Linked DNA regions of Homo sapiens: region 1 is linked to region 2. Evidence: chromatin loops called from intact Hi-C (ENCODE). Cell type or tissue: dorsolateral prefrontal cortex. All regions are shown on one strand. Each heading gives the region's core, and the rest is flanking DNA. Links, peaks and the distances in the headings are about the cores only.

Region 1 (10,432 bases), core at 2,273-6,272, 56 kb after region 2:
TGGGAAGAAAACAATGGGTGGACGTACCTCAGGCCCCAAAAGAAGTCATGGTATAAGTGGAGAGTAAGTCTCTGTGGTAAAGACACCAGCGTGTACTAGAGCTTGGTATCGAGCCTTTGAGAGCCCTGGGATCCTAGTGCTTCCTGAGGAGGCCCAGGTGTGACAGGCTCTGAGCCTTTTCCATGCCCCTGTCTGCATGGCTTCTACTGGCTCCTCCACCAAGAAAGGTTTCTCCCCTGTCCCAGCCCTTCAGACCTACTCAAGTCTTCACGAAAAGGGTCAGGAATTACTTTCTGCCATGGGACTTGAGGATGTGAGGTGATTTTGGGAGAGAAGAAAAATTGCATGATTTGTGGGGTGTTATTTCATGCCAGTTAAGCTGAAGGGGCTCTCCTCTCCTCTCCCCTCCCCCCATTCCCCCCTCTCCTCCCCTCCCCCCCTCCCCTCCCCCTCCCCTCCCCCTCCCCTCCCCCTTCTCCTCCTCTCTCCTCCCCTCCCTCCCTCCCTTCCTTTCTTCCTTCCTTTTTCTTCTCTTTTTCCTGTTTCCTCTTTTTCCTTTTCTTTTCTTTCTTTCGTCTCACCCTGTCGCCCAGGCTGGTGTGCAGTGGTATAATCATAGCTCACTGCAGCTTTGACCTCCCAGCCTTGAGCAATCCTCCTGCCTCAGTCTCCTGAGTAGCTGGGACTACAGGTATGCACCATCATGCCTGGCTAATTTTTTAGAGACAGGTCTATGTCATCTAGGCTGGTCCCAAACTCCTGGTCTCAAGCTATCCTTTGGCCCCCCAGAGTTCTCGGATTACAGGCATGAGCCACTGTGCATGCCCACCTGCTGGGACTTTTGTTTTCTTCTGTGGTGTGGTGGGAGGGAGCAGCTGCTGGCCATGAGGTGAGTCCAGTGTCTGCAGACAGCCAGACTGGGACCGAGGATTAGGACTCACTCAGCTCAGGGCCTGTTACTCTGTGCTTTCCAGACACCCCGTAGACAGAAGAGGCTTTTCTGTAGGTACCACCATGGCAACAGGGCCCCACAGCTGCTCATTGCCCCCTTCAAAGAGGAGGACGAGTGGGACAGCCCGCACATCGTCAGGTACTACGATGTCATGTCTGATGAGGAAATCGAGAGGATCAAGGAGATCGCAAAACCTAAAGTAGGTGTCACTGTAGGTCCTTCTCGGGTCACTGAAGGGGGAAGGTCCTTTTTCTCATCCCTAGCACTATGGGTGGTTGGTTTGCCCATCTAGCCACCCTTTATCCATATCTAGCATGGGCCTACCGTGGGGATACAGAGATGCTTCAGACTCAGCCTGACCTTGTGAGTTCATGGTCCAGTGGAAGAAGAACAGGGTAACCAATGTGGACAGCCAAGTGCTATCATAGAAGGTCACGCTGGGAACAGGGCAGGTCTACACTGGTGTGTCAGTTCACCTGGTTGGGAGACTGGTGCGTGGGTGAGTTTTTTGGAAATGTTCCATAGGATGCTATGAAGCTGGGTCCTGTGGAGCTCCTGATTAGGACTGTAAATGAGGTGAATGACTTAGAGGAGAATGTATATCTTTATAATATTGGGTCTTCTCATCCAAGGGCATGACAGGTCTCTCCATATCTTTTTAAGTTTTCTTCATATAAGCCTTGAACATTTCTTAAGTTTATTCCTTGGTAGTTTCTTTGTTACTGTTAATTTACTTTATTTCTTCATTATTATTTTTAACTGGTTACATTATTTTATTAGTTTACTATTATATGCCAAACTATTGATTTTACAAATACATTTCATAGTAAGAGCTAATGTTTACTGAATTCTTAACTGTGGCAGGAACTTCTAAGTGCTTAACATATATATTAAGTGTTATGTCACAGTTATGAACAGCTGCTCATAATGATGTCACTGTCTCTGTTTTACCTATGAAAAAGCAAACTCATACAGATTGCAGCTAGTGGTTGAATTTACTTATTTCTTTTTTGGTTTTTAGCTGATTTCTCTTTGGTTGCCTGGATAGCATTAACACCTGGAAATAAGGAAAATTTTATTTTCTCCTGATACTTGTAGTTCCTTTGTTTTTATAACCTTATTGAATTGCCCAGAACTTCTAGAGCATAATTACGTAGAATAGGCATCCTTGTCTCATTCCTGAATTTCCTGGAAATTCCTATGGTATTTTACTGCTAAGAATGCAGTTGGCTGTTGGTTTTGTATATATGCCATGTTTTAAAATTATTCTTCTGTTTCTAGTTCATAAAAGATTTGTTCCCCATTTGACATCTTTCAAAGAGACCTATTTGCTGCCATATCCCATCACTGATGATTGGGAGGGAGGATTTAGCTCGATTCTCTATTGCTCTGCTCCTAATAGAATTGTAGGGGCCGAGGTGACCAGGAGGCCCGACACTCATGGAGAGACCTGAAATAGGTTCCTATCCTGGCCCCTGGACCTCATCTTGGAACAGCTTTGGCTTGAGGTACTAGGACATCTAGGGCTTTGAGTCAGTGGTTGGCATCATCGATGTGGCTGAGGAAGGGGGCTAGCCAGATATATGGAGAATGGGGACTAGGACTCCCCTTTCTACTCAGCTCCAGAGTCCTCCAGGAAAGAAAACTACTTTGTTGGTTGTGCCAGGATTTCCTGAGAGATTTCTTACCCGTTCTTCAGTTCCAGACACTGAGAACATTTCTCTGTGCATGTGTGCATATGTGTACACATGTGTGTGGCTGGCCAGAGGGTAGTGTTAGGAAAAGATATATTTGAATAGAAGCCATGCAAAGAGCCAAACAAGGTTGGCAAACATGTTTGGCTCTTAACATGGCTTCTATTCAAAGATAAGCTGACCCCTCCTTTCCGGAGACTGTGAGGGACAGATGCTATTCTGGCTTTGAAGTAGAGCCAATGAGCTTAACTTGGCCTGTGGGGAATGCCTGGCAGCTGTCTGTGGGGTCTCTGGCCTGCTTTCAAAATAGCCCTGTGCTTCCCCTGGGGCAGAGCACAGCTGCTCAGAGCCTCTTTGTGGGTGTCAGGCCAATGCTGAGGCACAGATGTTTGGATGGGGTCTGGCTGTGGCTGCAGTTTTCAGGGAGGGACTGACATGAGCTGAAGCTCAGGAAGGGCCATGAGTAGGAGCTTGGGAGCCGTCTGTCCTGCTTGTGCTGGCCATCTTACCAGATCATGCCATAGCAGCACAGTGTCCAAGTTGGTCCATCTCACCCCCTTACTAGCCTTCTGGTCCATCTACTCCTCTCCATCCCTTCTGCCACCACCTGGCCCGGGCCACCATCATCTCTTGCCCTGACCTCTGTCGTGGCCTCACTAGCCTCCCAGTCCCCACTCTGGCCCCTCATTAGTCAACTCTCCATGAGGTATTCACAGTGATCCATTTTACATTCACATTTTGAGTGTCCCTCCCCTGCATAAAGCCTTCCCCATTTCTCGTTGGCCACAAGGTTGCATCTAGTTCCTAGCCCCTGCTTGTCTCTTCAGCCTGTTCTCTCTTACTACTTCCCATAACCTTTAATCCACACCTACTGCAACACCCATTTTCATTCCCAGGCCTCTGGATTGCTGCTCTTTCCCTGTTCCTGTAATGTTCCTCTACTTGGATAACTCATGTTAACCCTTCAGGCCTCAGCTAGGTGGTCTCCTCCCCTAGGAAGCTATTCTTGACACTATACCCTGAGCTTCCACAGGATGGTAAGTTCACCCATGCTGTGCTGCAGTTACCTGACTGGTTTTCTGCTTTCCCCACTTGACTGAGTTGTAAGAGTGCAGGGGCCATGTCTCAGTTACCTAGCATAGTGCCAGGCACAAAGTAGGCACTCATCAATATTTATTGAAATCAAGGGGAAGTGTGTTGGGGTGGGAGTACCTGGGCCTATGGCCCCACCCATGTGAGGTCATGAGGACAGTCCACAGCTGAAGCACATGGACCTTTGCCATGTTGGCTGGCTCTGGGCGGCGAGTCCCCCTTGGGGTTTCACTAAGCCTAACTGTGGAGGCTGGGGGAGATGAAGTAGATGCAGGGAGTGCATGTGTAGTGTGTACCTGTATGAGTGGGTGGCTTCCAGGCAGTGGTTCACTTATTTTAACTTACAGAATCTTTTCCTGGTTTTATCATCTGACTTGTAAGGATCCCAAGGGAGCGAAAACTGTGCCATCTGTCTTTGCTTCTTGAGGCTGTGGGAACCCAGTGTGAGGTGGTGCAGCAGGAGAGTGTTTGGATGGGTTTCTTGGCAGAGGAGCCCACTGAGGTTCGGAAGGATGGTGGAACTTGACTCAATTGAGAGAAGTACATAAGGCGGAGGCTCAGGCATGGTGGCACAGTCTGAAAATGGTGGGAGTAGCTAAGCTCAGGCAGGCTGTGCTCAGGCAGGGGTGGTATGTGGGCCTGGCAAGGAAAGGGGCTAGTCAGGCAGATGCATGGGTAGACAAGGCAGGCATAATTCTGCAGGCAAAGCGGACCTGGGGAGGAGAAGGGATGAGCAGTGACCGAGCAGGGCAATAGCCAGGAACTGATTGCGGATTGGGAATGTGGAGGCCTCAGACTCTTGCCCTCAACTGGCCTGCAGGATCTTGGGGCCTTGGCTAGAGCCATTGGCTGCAAAGCTTCCTCCACTAGCATGGCAGTAAATCTGGTCCCAGTGCTCTCTGGGAAAATATTCAAGGCAAAACAAACAAACAAACAAATCAAGTCTTCCCTCTCCTCCTTCCTTCTAGCTTGCACGAGCCACCGTTCGTGATCCCAAGACAGGAGTCCTCACTGTCGCCAGCTACCGGGTTTCCAAAAGGTAAGCAAAGAGCAGGGGTTCGTAGCTGCTCAAGCCCCAACTTCAGGACTTCTCAGTGCCTACCCTAGGGATGGGTGGCTTGCCTTTTCCTGCCTGCTGGCACCTCCTCACCCCCTTGCAGCAGGCATCCTGTACTGCCTGTTCATGCTGGCCCTGACTCTGGGGACAGAGTTCAGGACCTCATGGAAGCCTGCCCTTCCGTCTTCTTTTCTCTGCCCTTTTCTTTTTGCCCAGCTCCTGGCTAGAGGAAGATGATGACCCTGTTGTGGCCCGAGTAAATCGTCGGATGCAGCATATCACAGGGTTAACAGTAAAGACTGCAGAATTGTTACAGGTACAGATAGTACCTGGGACTGTAGGAGTTGGGAAGTGGGTATTTGTGGCTAGATGGTCTCACAGGGTGTCCAGAACTGGGCCAAGAGGCCCAACTGTATGACTACTGCCTGATGCTATGAATATGGAGTGATCTCATTTTAGGAAACCAGAATTAATCATGCCTGCTGGCTTTCAACAATTAGTGTTCAACAAATATCTATTGAGCATCTGCTGTGTGCCCAAGTGTGCTGCAAGCTAGGGATCAGGGGTAGTTATGGTAGGTTCGTTCATGTCTTCTTGACAACAGAAGCTCAAATCCTGAATGGTCTCAGGGACATCTCTAAGAGAGCTAAAAATGACTTCAGAGGCCATGGTTCTGTGTCATAATCAAATACATTTGAAGGTCAAAGTATTCTGTGTGTTTTCTCCTGCTGAACCACAACTGAAGTTGCTCCAAAAGCAGCAGCAGGGGACTTCCCATGAGGGACTGCCAAGATGGGGTCAGTTGAGAATTCAAAGAAAGCGGCACTAAACCCCTGGGTCTTCAGTCCACAGCATTTATTAGGGAACTTGCAGAGTGGGCTGCAGCAATCCTCAAAATGGACAGCAAGAGACAAGAATTGTTTTACCTAAGTATTTCCACAGTGAGGGAGTCAGAGTGTGGAGTTTATTTGAGGGTTTAGGGAATTTGGTTCAGGGCTGGGGCTAGTTTCTTTCAGTGTTATGGGCAACAACCTAAACACCTTCATCAGTGCCTGGGAATGTTGAAGACTCCAGCTTGTGTTCCAGCCTGAAGGGAAAAACCTGCAGCTGGCTGGGTCACAGAGCTGTCAAGGGAGTCTGATTTTCAGTCAGAACAAAGAAAGAAAGGCGGGGTGGGTCTGGGGGACCTTACACTGTGATATGTAGGTGGAAGTGAGAGGCCTGGACTGGTTAAGCTGGTGCAGGTGGAATGTTCTTGTCCAAGTACTCCCACTGGGACCCTGGCTTCCTGCCTTTATTCAGAGGTGATTTTGAAGAAATGTGGCAGCACCCTGCTGAAAGGTTTTGGGTAAAGCTCCTTATTAAAGTATCCTCTTGGGTAAAGCTTAGTAAAGTGTCCTCTTGGGTATTGAGTCCAAATCAGCACTGGCTATGTTCCCTTATAAATATTGGAACTTCTGTGTTCTGTTGTAAAATTGATGACCTGAGACACCATCAGAGAAGTTTCACTGGCATCTTTCTAGAGGCCTCTGGGTCTCTCTGTTTGGCCAAAGTTTCTGTATACTTAAAGATAGCAGCCTTTACCTTTAGGATTGGCATTTGGGTCTGATCTACCATAGATCTCATTAGAATATTGATTAAAGATCATTTGGAAAAGATTTTTTGAACTTTTGCTTGGACACGCCTAAGCAAATCAGCCTTCTTTTTGTTGTTTTTTCTGTGTAGCTGCATCAGCAATTGGAAAATCAATTTTGAAGGTCATCTTTATGGATTGGTGTGAAGTCTACCAGAGTTTTAAAAAGCATACTGATTACCTTGCAAATAGTACTGTGAAATTTTAATTTTTTTTTCAGTTCAGCTCAACTTAGTGTTTTGTAATTTTTAAATAAATTCTGCAGATAAGCACATCCATGGAGGACTTCTGCCTCATCTCCCACTTGCTGCGTATGTGTAAGAGCACCACCATTTCAAGAGTGATAGGCACTCTTGATGTGCTAGATGAGTCCCTGTTGGCATTGTCTTGATTCATATCTTCTTGGAGCAGGTTTTTGTTTTTGTTTTTAAAGACATCTGCCACTGCTTCCTCTGTGTTAGAGCCAGTCTTCAGGACTTTCATGGTCCTGATCAAAGACCACAGTCTGCTTGGCTGATTTCATACCCTGGACCAAGAGGCTGAGTAGACAGGACCTGTGGCTCTGTTGCTTTCCTGGCTAGCTGTGCGGCTGTACTCACTGTATCCCTGTCTTACACTCACCCGTGGAAGATAGCAGCTTCTTGCCTATGGACTGACTTCTCTGCTACAATTCAGCCTTTATCTTGTCTGGCCTCTCATTGTGTTGTAGCTCAATTGTCTGGGGCCCGAATGCCAGACCTCTTGGTAGAGGGGCTCTTATAGTTAAGGATCTTCTGGAAATTCAGACCACAGCTGCCAAGTGGTTGAGATGCCATTTTTGTTTGTATTCTTCTCCTAGGAACTGTCTCGACATTTCCTTTGCCAGTCAGTGGTATTGAAGGCTTTGATCCTTCATGGTCTGGGGAACAGGAACCTGGGTTTCAGCATGTATCCCTAAGTGCTTACTCCATATGAAATGCTTGTGGTATGATACATGCCTAGGCACCAGCAACAGCCCTCACACCAGGTCCTTTAGGAAATGCTGCAGGCCTCTGGAAAGGAGCTGGTTCTTCTATCTGTTGACATTCTTTCAGCTGTAGCTCACATGTTTGCTGTAGATCATTTGAAGGAAAAAGGTAATTGAGGCTTTCTGGTGAATTGGATGAGGGCTTATCTGATAGAGAGGAAGAGATGCTACACCTCTAGGATTCTAAAGATTGAAGACTTTGGCTGCATGATGTCTCAGCCTCACCAGAAAAGTGATTTCTGACCTTTTTAATTTTGCCTTTACTCTGTCCTTAGCATTGTAAATACCCACATCTTTCAAATAACTGACCCCACTCTTACAATAGTAAGTCTAAAGATTTAAGTGAATACCTCCTCACATGAATCGGTCTTGACGTACAGTTTCTTGTTATTAAAGGCGTGAGCCTGGGGACTTGAGTATGCCTGGATAGGGAATCTTACTGCTGCAAATCTAGATGGTCCTATGCATTTTGTACTTATTTGGGAACTGTATTAAAGAAAGTAGGTACGGTGGCTTCAGAACCATAATCAAATATAATTCTCCAAACCTAAAAGATGAGCCAGCTCTCGCAATGCAGCTTCTTTCACTGCCTGGGATTTGTAAATTTAAGCAATCCATTTAACAAGTGGAAGTATTGGAAAATGCAGTCATACTTTGCAGCTCCAGCAACAAGCACTAATTGAATTTTCCTGAGTGTACCTGCACAGCAGTCACAGTTGTGTTTAAAATTTTCTTCCATGCCAGGTGTCGTGGCTTACATCTGTAACTCAGTACTTGGGGAGACCAAGGCAGGAGGATTGCTCGAAGCCAGGAGTTTGAGACCAGTCTGGGCAACATAGTGAGACTCTGTCTCTACCCCCACTCCCCCCAAAAAAAAGGAGAGAGAAAAAAATTTTCTTCAAGCTCTTGACTACAAAAAGAGATATGCTTTCTCAGCTGCTCTGGCACTTCTCTCCTTAGATGCATCTCCAGCCTTAGGGCCACCTGCTGAACCAGGCTTCCTTGTGCTGTTGACAGGATTTCCAGGTATTTTTGGTACAGGAATCTTAAAGGCTGAAGCAATGGATGACAACATGTTTTCATCCATGCTTTGTATTAAAATTTTTATTTTTGTAGACATGGAAAATGATACTGCCAACATTTTGTGCTCTAATAAGAGGATTTCATCTCTTATAAAGTCCACTGTCCCTTTCTTTCTTGCATTTCTTTTTTTGTGTGTATGTGAAACAGGGTCTCACTCTGTTGCCCAGGCTGGAGTGCAGTGGCACAGTCATAGCTCAGTGCAACCTTGAACTCCTGTGCTCAAGCAATCCTCCTGCCTCAGCTTCCTGAGTAGCTGGGACTACAGGTGCACGCCACTGTGCCCAGCTAATTTTTTCATTAGTAGAGACAGATGGGGTCTTGCTATGTTGCCCAGGCTGGTCTCAAACTTCTGAGCTCAAGCAGTCCTCTCACTTCAGCCTCCCAAAGTGCTGGGATTACAGGCGTGAGCCAACACGCCTGGCTTCTGTCCCACGTTTTTATAGGTCTCTGTTATTGCTAGTTTTGTAGCATCTCTCACCTGACTGTTGGGATTGCAGAAAAGGATATACAAAAAATACCAACTTTCTGAGAACTTATGGCCTAGCCCCAGAGGTTTTTATGTTTTCAGTGAGACACAATAGCCAACTGTTCCCAGATGGACATTGGTGGTGCTACTTGATCCATCAGCTTCCATGTCAGATTCTGTGCTTCATCTTTAACCTTGTCTCTCATTCTGTCTACTGACGCTGAGACAATAATTGTGATTTAGGACTTCCCATTGTGCTGATAAGCTGTCCACAAAGGCATTTACAATTTCTAATCCAATTTATGACACCTGGTAGTTGCTCAGATGTTACTTCAGGTCCAGGGTCACACTGGGGTTGCTGATGTAGCACGGTAATTCTTGACTGCCTGGCAGCTGGCCACCCATGTTGTGCTGTTTCACTCCATGCAGTAGACCACTGTGGGAGTCTGCCCCACTCAGTCTCACCAGGAATAGCAGAGGTGGTAGGAACAGTGCCAGGTGCTGAGTACCTCCAAAACTAGTTTAAAAAAGAAAATCCTCGTCTTAAATTTGTTACTCACTTTCCTCTGGATTACTTTCTTAATATGTCCCAAACAAACTGGGTCCAGGCCAGGGCCCGCCTCAAGCAGTGTTCCCTTTGCTGCTGTCTGAGTGTCCATGAAGGGCTGGTGCTTTTCCTCAGTGATCATATGCAGTTCACCCATCTTGTTTTGTTTGGGAAACCACATTTGTGCCGCAGCCTTACTCTTGGACAGAACTGTAGACTTGTTTGTGATGTTTGCTCTGCCTGTGCTGCCAGGGCATGGTTGTCTTCCACCTTAGAGAGGCTGCTCTTGGGAGTTCTGGTTGTTTTCAGGCCTGGGAAGATGGTATCCCTAGAGTGATTGGCTGCTACAGAGCTGTTCATGCTGCTTACAAGGTCTAATGCTGTTATTTCCCACAGGTTGCAAATTATGGAGTGGGAGGACAGTATGAACCGCACTTCGACTTCTCTAGGGTAAGGCCTAAATCACAGGTGCTTTCAAAGGGCCCTGCTCTAGCTGATTTGAGAAGGGTGGAGCTTCTAGGAGCATTTCAGCCTCCACATCAGTACCCCCACCCCTTGTCCTCCCTCCACCTCTGCATCACCAGGGGAAACTCTTCGTTACTGGTGAATCCCAAATCTGGAACCAAGGGTCCTGCAGAATGCAGTGGAGCCTGGCTGTCTCCCCTGTAGATGTGGGGCGTTCGTCCCCTGCCCTAATTCTGTCACCCTTTGCCCTGATTCTAAAGCAAAGAGCCTCACTAGGTCTTTGTGAAAACTGTTCTTGTCCCTTTTCCTCTTCCCCGTCTACTCCATGCCCTAGCCAGAATTTACTTTGCAGCTTTGGCACATATTCCAGGCTGATTTATGGAACACACACTTATTACTTTTCCCTGACCCTTTTGGTCCTAGTCTTGTGGGTGGTG
Region 2 (7,943 bases), core at 3,730-7,729:
GCCCAGATCCTGGACATCATAGGCACCTTGGTCCAGAATCCAGGATTGCCCGGAGTAGAGACAGAGCCCACACCAGGTGCTCATCATCTGAGGAACATGGGATGGGGTATGGATGTGGTCCAGAGAAAACTTCTGCTTCAGTCTCTGTCTTGGGTATCTGAGAGCCCCAGTGAGGACATTCAGTGCAGGTGAACCTGCATGCTGGCCCCTCTGCCCTGGGCTCACTCTGAGCCAGGCCAGGCCAGGCAGTGTCTGTACATACCTGGATCTCAGGATCGATGTGGATCCTGTGTGCCTGAGCCTTGCTGTCATCAGGGGCACTGGGCCAGCTCCTACCCTCAGGCCTGTGGCAGAAATTGTGATGGTCAGATATGTCTCCTACCACGCCCACCATGCCTGGGAGCCAGGATCAAGAGGGGCTGGGCTCTGGGCTGTGCCCTGCAGGTAGAAGAACACCACTCCAGTGCTTTCCCCTGTACCACAATGGTGACTGTTGTGGCAATGAGCCACAACTCTAGCTGCCATCCTCCTGGGGTAGGGCTATATGCTTCTGTCCCCATCGGCTGCCCAATCCCTCTCTAGTCTGGTTCCTGGAGAGGCTGCAGGAGAAGCCCTGTGTCTTCCCTAATCTTCCACCCTCTTCGTGGCCTACAGAAGCTCAGCTCAAAGAGGCCCAGCTTATAGCACTGCAAGCCAGGCCTCACACATTGACCAGCTAGAAGCCTATCCACGCATCCTCTGGGCATCTACAGCCTCTGGTGGGGTGTGGGGTCAGGCGTCCGTCGGCTCTGGGGTAGGTGGAATGGAGGCTCTGAGGGGTGTGTCTTTCCTCCTGCTGCTGCTGCCGGCAGAGTCATCACTGAGTCTGCCCAGCCCAGATGGGAAACAGGCCATTAGGAAATTCCTGCTTCGCCATAGAAACCAAAAGCCAAACACCACTCAGGAGGGAGAAAAACATCATAAACCTGCCATAAGCAGGGCAGGCAGGCCGAGAGGCTACGTGCCTAAGGCCCAGCCCTGTCACTCAGTAGCCCTGTGAGAAGGCAGGCCAGGAAGGGGCATGGACCCTGGACTGGCAGGTGGGTATGAGGTGAGGCTGGTTAGACCAAAGGGGAATAATGCCCTCCAACTCACCCCACGAAGCCTCCTGAGGCTTCTCAAGGTCTCATTACTGACCTAGCAGCTTGCCCCTGCCTCTTCTGCCCCCTTCAGTTGAGGGTTTTAATAATCTATCTATGCCTATGGTCCATACTCACTCTGCACTTCCTCGCCTCTGCCCATTCCTTAGTCCCTTGGAGGCTACCTCTCTACTCCAGGCCTTTGGTATTAGAGCTCTGCTGCCCCAGGGCAACACCAGCCCCATAGTCCCTGTCTCTAGCCCCCTCAACCAGGCTCCCAAGTGGGTACCCTAACTCACAGCTCTAACTGTGGCCTCTATCTACTCAGAACTCCTCTGGGATAAAGCTGGGACATCTTGTGTGGCTATTTGGCCTTCAACTTCCCTGAAGTTCTGCCCAGAAGAGCAGTACAAGCCTGACGTCTAAGGTCGAAGGGCACAAAGTACCCAGAGCCATTAATGTGGCCCAATGCATCAGATCAGAATGAAGGGCTTAATCATGTGTCAACCCCCATCCCAGGCTGGGCTCTTTAAACAAAATGACAGGCAAAGGGTAGGCTGTGCAAAGGTACCTTGGGCCACATGTGATGGACAACAGGGACTCTATCAGTGGCCTCAGTGTTGGAGTTGATGTCAGAAAGGTCCTGGACCTATAGAACATGCCCAGGAAGTGTGATTTTGCTTGGATTGTTGGATGCCTGGCTTTGGGCTCAAAGCAAAAGAAGCCCAGTGGGGAAGCTGGGCCTTTGATACACTTTTCATTCTGTGGGGGAGTTGGTGGGGGGATTAGAGCTCTCTGTACACAAGAGGGCAGATAGGGAAGCTGGTCTGGGGTAGAACCCTGGGAGTGAGAGCACAGGGTAGCTCACTCCAGCCAGCTCAACAGGCTGATTTACTGCAGAGCCCTTGCTGTGTGGGTGTGTGTGGTGGGGGCGGGGAGGAGTGTCGTTGGGGGCCAGGCATAGGTCCTGGCATAGCAGGCAAGATAGGGAGCAGAGTCAGAAAGCTTGCAGGTGGGCAAGTGTCCAGGAGAAGAAATGTTGGCTCAGAAAGTCAAGGTGGCCCTCATGTCTTGATCCCCCAGAGTCTGCATGTGTGAGGGGGCTGCAGGGCAGGACTCAGGTTTTCACTCTGACTGAGCAGGCCTGGTACATCATCACTCAATGTCCAGAGCGCAAGATGGTCCATATTTTTGGTTGAGGAAGTTATGGGCTCAAGAGATTAAATCACTTTCTGGAGCACAGCATAGTTATCTCTCCCTCTCTCTCTTTTATGGGTAAAATTATGAGCATAATTCTCAACCCAGCTCTGTAATAGTAGAGAATGTGCTCTCATCTGCTCCATGGCCAGTGACATTTTGGGGCTGAAATGCTCAGAGTGGAACAGGTCAGTGGACCTCTGGCTCCATCCATGCCTGGTTTGGAACAAAGGACTGGGGAAGGAAGGAAGGAAGGAAGGAAAGAAGGAGGGGGACCTCCACCCCACCACCCTCCGCTGACATCATACACTCTGAGAAGCTCCTGACTCAGGCCCCCTCTGAGGCACTCCTCCCCACTACTCCACTACCACTAGGGCTGCCCTTGTTCAGCCACACAGAGTCAAGGCTGGAGGTGAGTCAGGGGCCAGGATCCCAGCCAAGTGGGGAAGCTTCAGAGGTCACTCATGGGCAGAGCAATGCTGACATTTCCCCCATCCAGCCTGTATCTCAGTCTGGAGGAGGGTGATGAATGTGATCCGTTAATGGGAAAGGAAACCCCGGGCTCATAGAGGTCATCTGGGCACCTAAGGCTCCAGAGGCTGGATGAGGACCAGCTTTGCTGAACTCCAAAGATGGAGCATCCTCACCGTGTGCCAGGGCCAAGCACAAACAGGGCTGACCTCACAGGCCTCTCCACCATGTTTAAAGGCTCCAAGCCAGTGGCTTACCTCCCACCCTGCCAGCTCAGAGGCATGGTTAGCTGTGTTGTGGTTTGGGGAGGCTTTGCCCACGTACTTCCACAGGGGGTCATGGAAATCCCCTCAGCAGTGAACACGGCAGAGCTGATAAGTTATGCCCGACTTCTGTGGATCAAGGTGGGCAGGGGAGTGGGGAGATCCCACTCAGCCAGGCTTAGGCCAACTGCTTCTCAGAGCTGAGTAAAGACCCAGGACCTGAGCAAGGCTGGGTCCCCCCACCCCCACCCCCAGTGGACCTTCTATCCCAGGATCATTTATGGAGCACAGATGGGCTTGGTAACCCCCTGTCCTCCCCTTCTTGATTGGCTGCAAAGCATTACACAGTCCTTAGTGGGAACTTTTCCCAAATCCAGATTTAACCAGGGCAGAGGTGTGGGCCACGGTGGCGACAGCTGTGGCAGGGCAGCTGAGGGGCTGGTAGGAGTAGTCAGCAGCCAAGTTAAGGGTCTGTAGTCTTAGGAGAGAGCCCCAAAATCAAATTTTGCTACCCCACTCCCTCTCTGTGTGACTTTAAGCACCATCTAACCTTTCTGAGCCTCACTTGTCTCATCTGTGAAGTGGGGACTATAGTAGCCCTTTTTTAAGTTGGTAAATGAGGGTTAAATGAGGTGTTGCACAAGAAACTACTTTGAAATGGTCATCAAGCTGGTCACTCAGGGGAGGGGAAAGGAATGAAACAAATGCCCCAGAGGCTATTCAAGGTCTTATTTCAGTTGCCTGCAACACTTGCCATAAGTGCCCCAACACACTTCTAGTCTAAGTTAAAAGGGGATTTCTTCCCTTCTTAAGCTATAACTCTAAACAGTATCTGCCAGGCCCCCATGAAAGTGCTACTCCTTGGGACTGTTCCTGGATGGGGCACCCAGGAGCTGAGGCAGAGAGGCTGTGTGAAGCTGGGCTCACCCAAAATGCCAGCTGCCCATAACTGCCCACCTCGTCCTTCCATCCTCCCAGCCCAGCCCACCTGTGCATACCTGCTCACAGACAGTGTGAGGTGATCGTGGCAGCCCTTGATGCGGTTCTGTGCCTCCAGGTGTGTCATGAGCTCTGTGCTCTCACCATTGATGGCCTGGATCAGGTCTCCTGGGCACAGGGCAGCCAATGCAGCCTTGCTGCCAGCATGGACCTGCGAGCAGACAAGCCAGATGGCTGGGCACAGTCATGATATGGTCTTGCTGCAAGCTGTGCCCTAGGCCTCCTCCAACCTCAGAACCTAGCCAGTGTGGCCTGCTACCAGCATGGCCTGTGGATGGGCAAGCCGAGTGGCTGGTTGAGGTCCCCATGTAGCCTGGCTGCAGCCTTGCTGGAAACACCTCCAACTCCAGCACCTGGAGGCCTGGCAGGGCATGAGGATATACGAGAAGGGCTTCCTCAGGGCTGGGACAAATGGATGTTGTTCTTGCAGCCTGCGTATGTGCCCAAGGACATGCAGGGGACACAGAGACACATGGAGACATAGGTGCTCACAGATACATACACAGCATGGACATATCACAGATACCCTACACAGACAAGGCCCCAACCAGACAGACTACACACCTTGACCTAATATTCAAACCCTTAGTGACCTTGCCTTCCTACTTGCTTGATTTCAACTCTCATCCCCACCTCCACACCCACACTCTGTCCAGACCATGTGAATGTCTATGGGGTGCTCACAGGCACCATATATCACTCACCTCTACACTTCTGCAAAAGCTGCTCCCTCCACCTGGAACATTCCTTTGACTCCCACATCCTCATCCTTCAGATCTCAGCATAGAGGCCACTTCCTCTGGGAGCCTCTCTGGGATCTCACTACCCAGTGTGCTCCCATGACCACCTTTTCCCCCTACACTGTTCATGTTAATACTTCATTATAATTAAAATGGGAAGGTCTGAACATCACCTCCCTGAGCAAGTCCAGGGCCATCCAGTTCCAGCTGACAGCCTGCGTTTGGGGGTCAGAATTCTACCTCTACTTCCCCTGCAGGACAGGAACTCAGGCTACCTCAGTGCCACTATTGACCCCTCGGGGTCAAGCAGTGTTCACACCTGGAAGCTCTTACAATGCTGGTCAACTGAAGAAGGCTAGAATGGGGGGTGGAGTTAGACTCACAGAGATATCTAAGTAAGCAACTCAGGGGAATCCAGGCCATGGAGCACCCCTCACCCTGCCTTGACCCCAACATAGCCTTTAGAAATATATTTCTTACCCAGCCTCTCCAGCCAGTGCCCAGCTGGTTCAAAAGCTGCCAGTGACCCCATTCTTTTGGGTGGGAGCTCCTACTGGTGGGAACTCCTGGAAGCCCAGCTAGGCTCAGTTCAGCCAGGTCTCAGTAGTGAGTGGACAAAGCTGAGGTGCTGGCAGCTCCTTGGCTGGAGGCCTGGTGTTGGCACTGCCCAAGCTGACCTGCCCTGAAGTAGGCTGCCTCAAGGAAACGTTCTTCTGAAGCATGACACCCTCAGCCAACTAGCCCATCATTAATGTTCACTTGTAGGGCCTGGGCACCTGTGCAAGCCTGTCATCCTGGGGGAGACACCCACTTGGCACCATCCCACCCTCCCCTCAAGGCCATCCTCTGCCTCCTCCCCTTCATGGATACCTGCCTTGTGCCAGGGCCTGGGCTCTATGCTTTACCCATAACTAGCTCACAGCAACCCCTCAACCACCTGGTGAGGCAGAGGCTGTTCTCATCCCTATTTTACAGATGAAGAGAAAGAAGCTTGGGGGAGGGATGCCATGCCCCAGTCCCCACACTGGAGAGGAGTCTTTCTTCAGGGGGCGGCTAACTGCGGCAGGATGACTCAGCCAGCACAAGGGGTACATTCAGGCTTCTGTGGGCGGAGGAAGTTTCTTGAAAGCAGTGGTGGCTGGGATGCTGCCAGCTCTATTGAGCTAGGGGAGTTCTGGTCAGAGAGGGCGTGAGGCCAAGAAATTGTGACTCTCCCAGTCACCTTTACATGCATTATCTCATTAATCCTGAAGGCAAGCCCATTTCCTAGATCAGGAAACGGAGGTCCAGAGAAGTACAGAAGGATAGTTAATTGATAAAAGACTGAATCAAGATTTCAATCCAGGCCACCTGATTCCAAATTTAAAACTATGCTCTTAACACCTGCATTTTTCTTCCAAAGGGGGTAAGGGAAAAGAGAGTATCTGAGGGAGAGATAGTGTTCCAGGCAGAAGGACCAGCATGTATAATGGCATATCTGGAGAGAAAGAAGAAGGAAGGTTGTATGGCCGGAGCATCATGAGTGAGGGGAGAGTGGGAGAGATGAAGTCAGAGAAGAGGCAGGGATCAGATATTGCAGAGTCTTGTACACCCGGGTGGGAAGCTGGCATTTCTCCTGGGTGGCTGGGAACCATGGAGGGCTCTAAGCGGGAAGTCACAGGACAGAGTGGAATTCAGGCCGATCCGTCTAGCTCCTAAGCACAGGATAAACAGAAAGAAGGAACAGAGACAGGAACAGTGAAGTCAGGTGGGCGGTGAGGGCATGAATCAGCCCCTTACCGGTAGTGGCTGCATTCCCAGCCCCTGCTCCACCCAGCCTAGATGTGGTGGGCTGGGAGTCCAAGTCAGAACCAGGTGCCACATTGTCCTACACAGTCACAGCAAACTGCAGACTGCCTGGATTCCTCCTGTCTCCACTCTGCTTCTCTAGGTTGATTACATTAGCCTCTCTGTGCCTGGGTCTCCATCTATGTAAGGCCAGAGGGAGTCCTTACTTCTAAAGGCTGTTGTAAGGACTATTTGAGAAAAACAGGGCATGTAAAGCCCCCACAGGAGGCTGGGCATAAATAAGGTGGTGCTCACTACAGGGACTGGAGGGAGCTGTTACCAACACCCATTAGGGTAGGGCCTGGCACACCCTGGATGCTTGGCCAAGGCCAGCCATCATTATAGCTTGTGGGGAAGGAGCCCCGGATGATGTTCTTGGGACTCCTGGAGGCTTCATGGGCTGAGATTGCAAGCCCCCAGCCCTGCCGGGCCGATAGCCTCCTCCCTGTCTGTGTGAGGCTGTCCCTCCCTACCAGGTCCCGCGTAGGGGAGGTCCTGGAAGCAAGGGAGGGGCTGGATCTTGAGCCCCACTGGTGAAGACACTCCCACATATCTTCAGTCCCTGTAGACCTGCCCCAGAGGTACCTGCTAGGCAAGCTGTGGCCTGTGCCTCCCCAGCGCTGTAAATCTCCCCAGATCCCACCCAAACCCAACCTCAGCCATCCTGGCTCCTTGGGCCTGAGCTGCTGCCGCGTGACTTTGGGGGACAAAGGAGGCTCTTCCTGGCAAACCTTCTCCCAGACTGCCTGCCTGGGGCCTGCATCCCCAGTCAGCTCCAAACAAGGCTGTTGCTGCTGCTGCTGCCGCAGCCGCAGCTGTGACGTGTGGAGGCCTTTCCTCGGAGGGCAGGCAGCCGCGTGGGCAACAGATGTCTCAGCTCCCTGCCGCCTGCAGCCGTCAGCCGCCGCCACTGAGCCTGTCAGCGGCCTCACGCCCAGGGTGCCTGGCCAGCCCGCTTAGTGTCCCCACCAGCCCCCTCAGCGGACACACAGCATGACACACACAAGCAGACACAGGCTTGCGTACACACACACACACACACACACACACACACAGCAGGAATCCTATAGGAAAGAGGAGATGAAAGGCTCTGGGATGTGTTGAAGGCCCACCTCACTCGGCCCCAGGGACCTGGCAGTGAGGGCAGATGTGGGAAGCCTCCTAGGACAGCTGGGCCTGCCTGTCACCCTGGCCCCCAGAAACGGGATTCCATGATTCCACGCTCCACCTGGTGCCCACCCCCTCCCAAGAACTGGACAGAAGTCTCTTAAAGCCCAGCCGGCTTGGCCCAGCCCCCATGGCAAGAGGTGGCAGTAGGGTGGGGGAAG

What was found. A loop is a pair of places that touch in the nucleus more often than their neighbours do. Peaks named below come from ENCODE experiments on the same cell type or tissue, not always from the same donor. Only the 100,000 strongest peaks of a DNase experiment are listed, where the experiment ranks them.
Region 1: it touches region 2 in a loop (19-fold over the local background); 5 of 110 quality-filtered maps call a loop at or near these places.

What each region holds. Positions count from the first base shown.
Region 1 is chr5:132,198,427-132,208,858 of GRCh38, reverse strand. P4HA2 (prolyl 4-hydroxylase subunit alpha 2) reads left to right here. Exons shown (of 15, transcript NM_001017974.2): 8 at 975-1,151; 9 at 4,707-4,777; 10 at 5,012-5,111; 11 at 9,927-9,980. Among named protein-coding and RNA genes, the nearest start is that of MIR6830, 14 kb to the left of the region's middle. RefSeq lists enhancers at 414-913, 914-1,415. In dorsolateral prefrontal cortex, for the core only: no CTCF peak of the experiment used is centred there; a DNase peak (open chromatin) is centred at 4,328; H3K27ac peaks cover 3,177 bases.
Region 2 is chr5:132,258,865-132,266,807 of GRCh38, reverse strand. PDLIM4 (PDZ and LIM domain 4) reads right to left here. Exons shown (of 7, transcript NM_003687.4): 2 at 4,048-4,199; 3 at 263-344. Among named protein-coding and RNA genes, the nearest start is that of PDLIM4, 5.1 kb to the right of the region's middle. RefSeq lists enhancers at 390-890, 397-1,671, 5,659-5,778, 7,769-7,943. In dorsolateral prefrontal cortex, for the core only: no CTCF peak of the experiment used is centred there; DNase peaks (open chromatin) are centred at 5,917, 6,517 and 7,497; H3K4me3 peaks cover 380 bases; H3K27ac peaks cover 3,804 bases.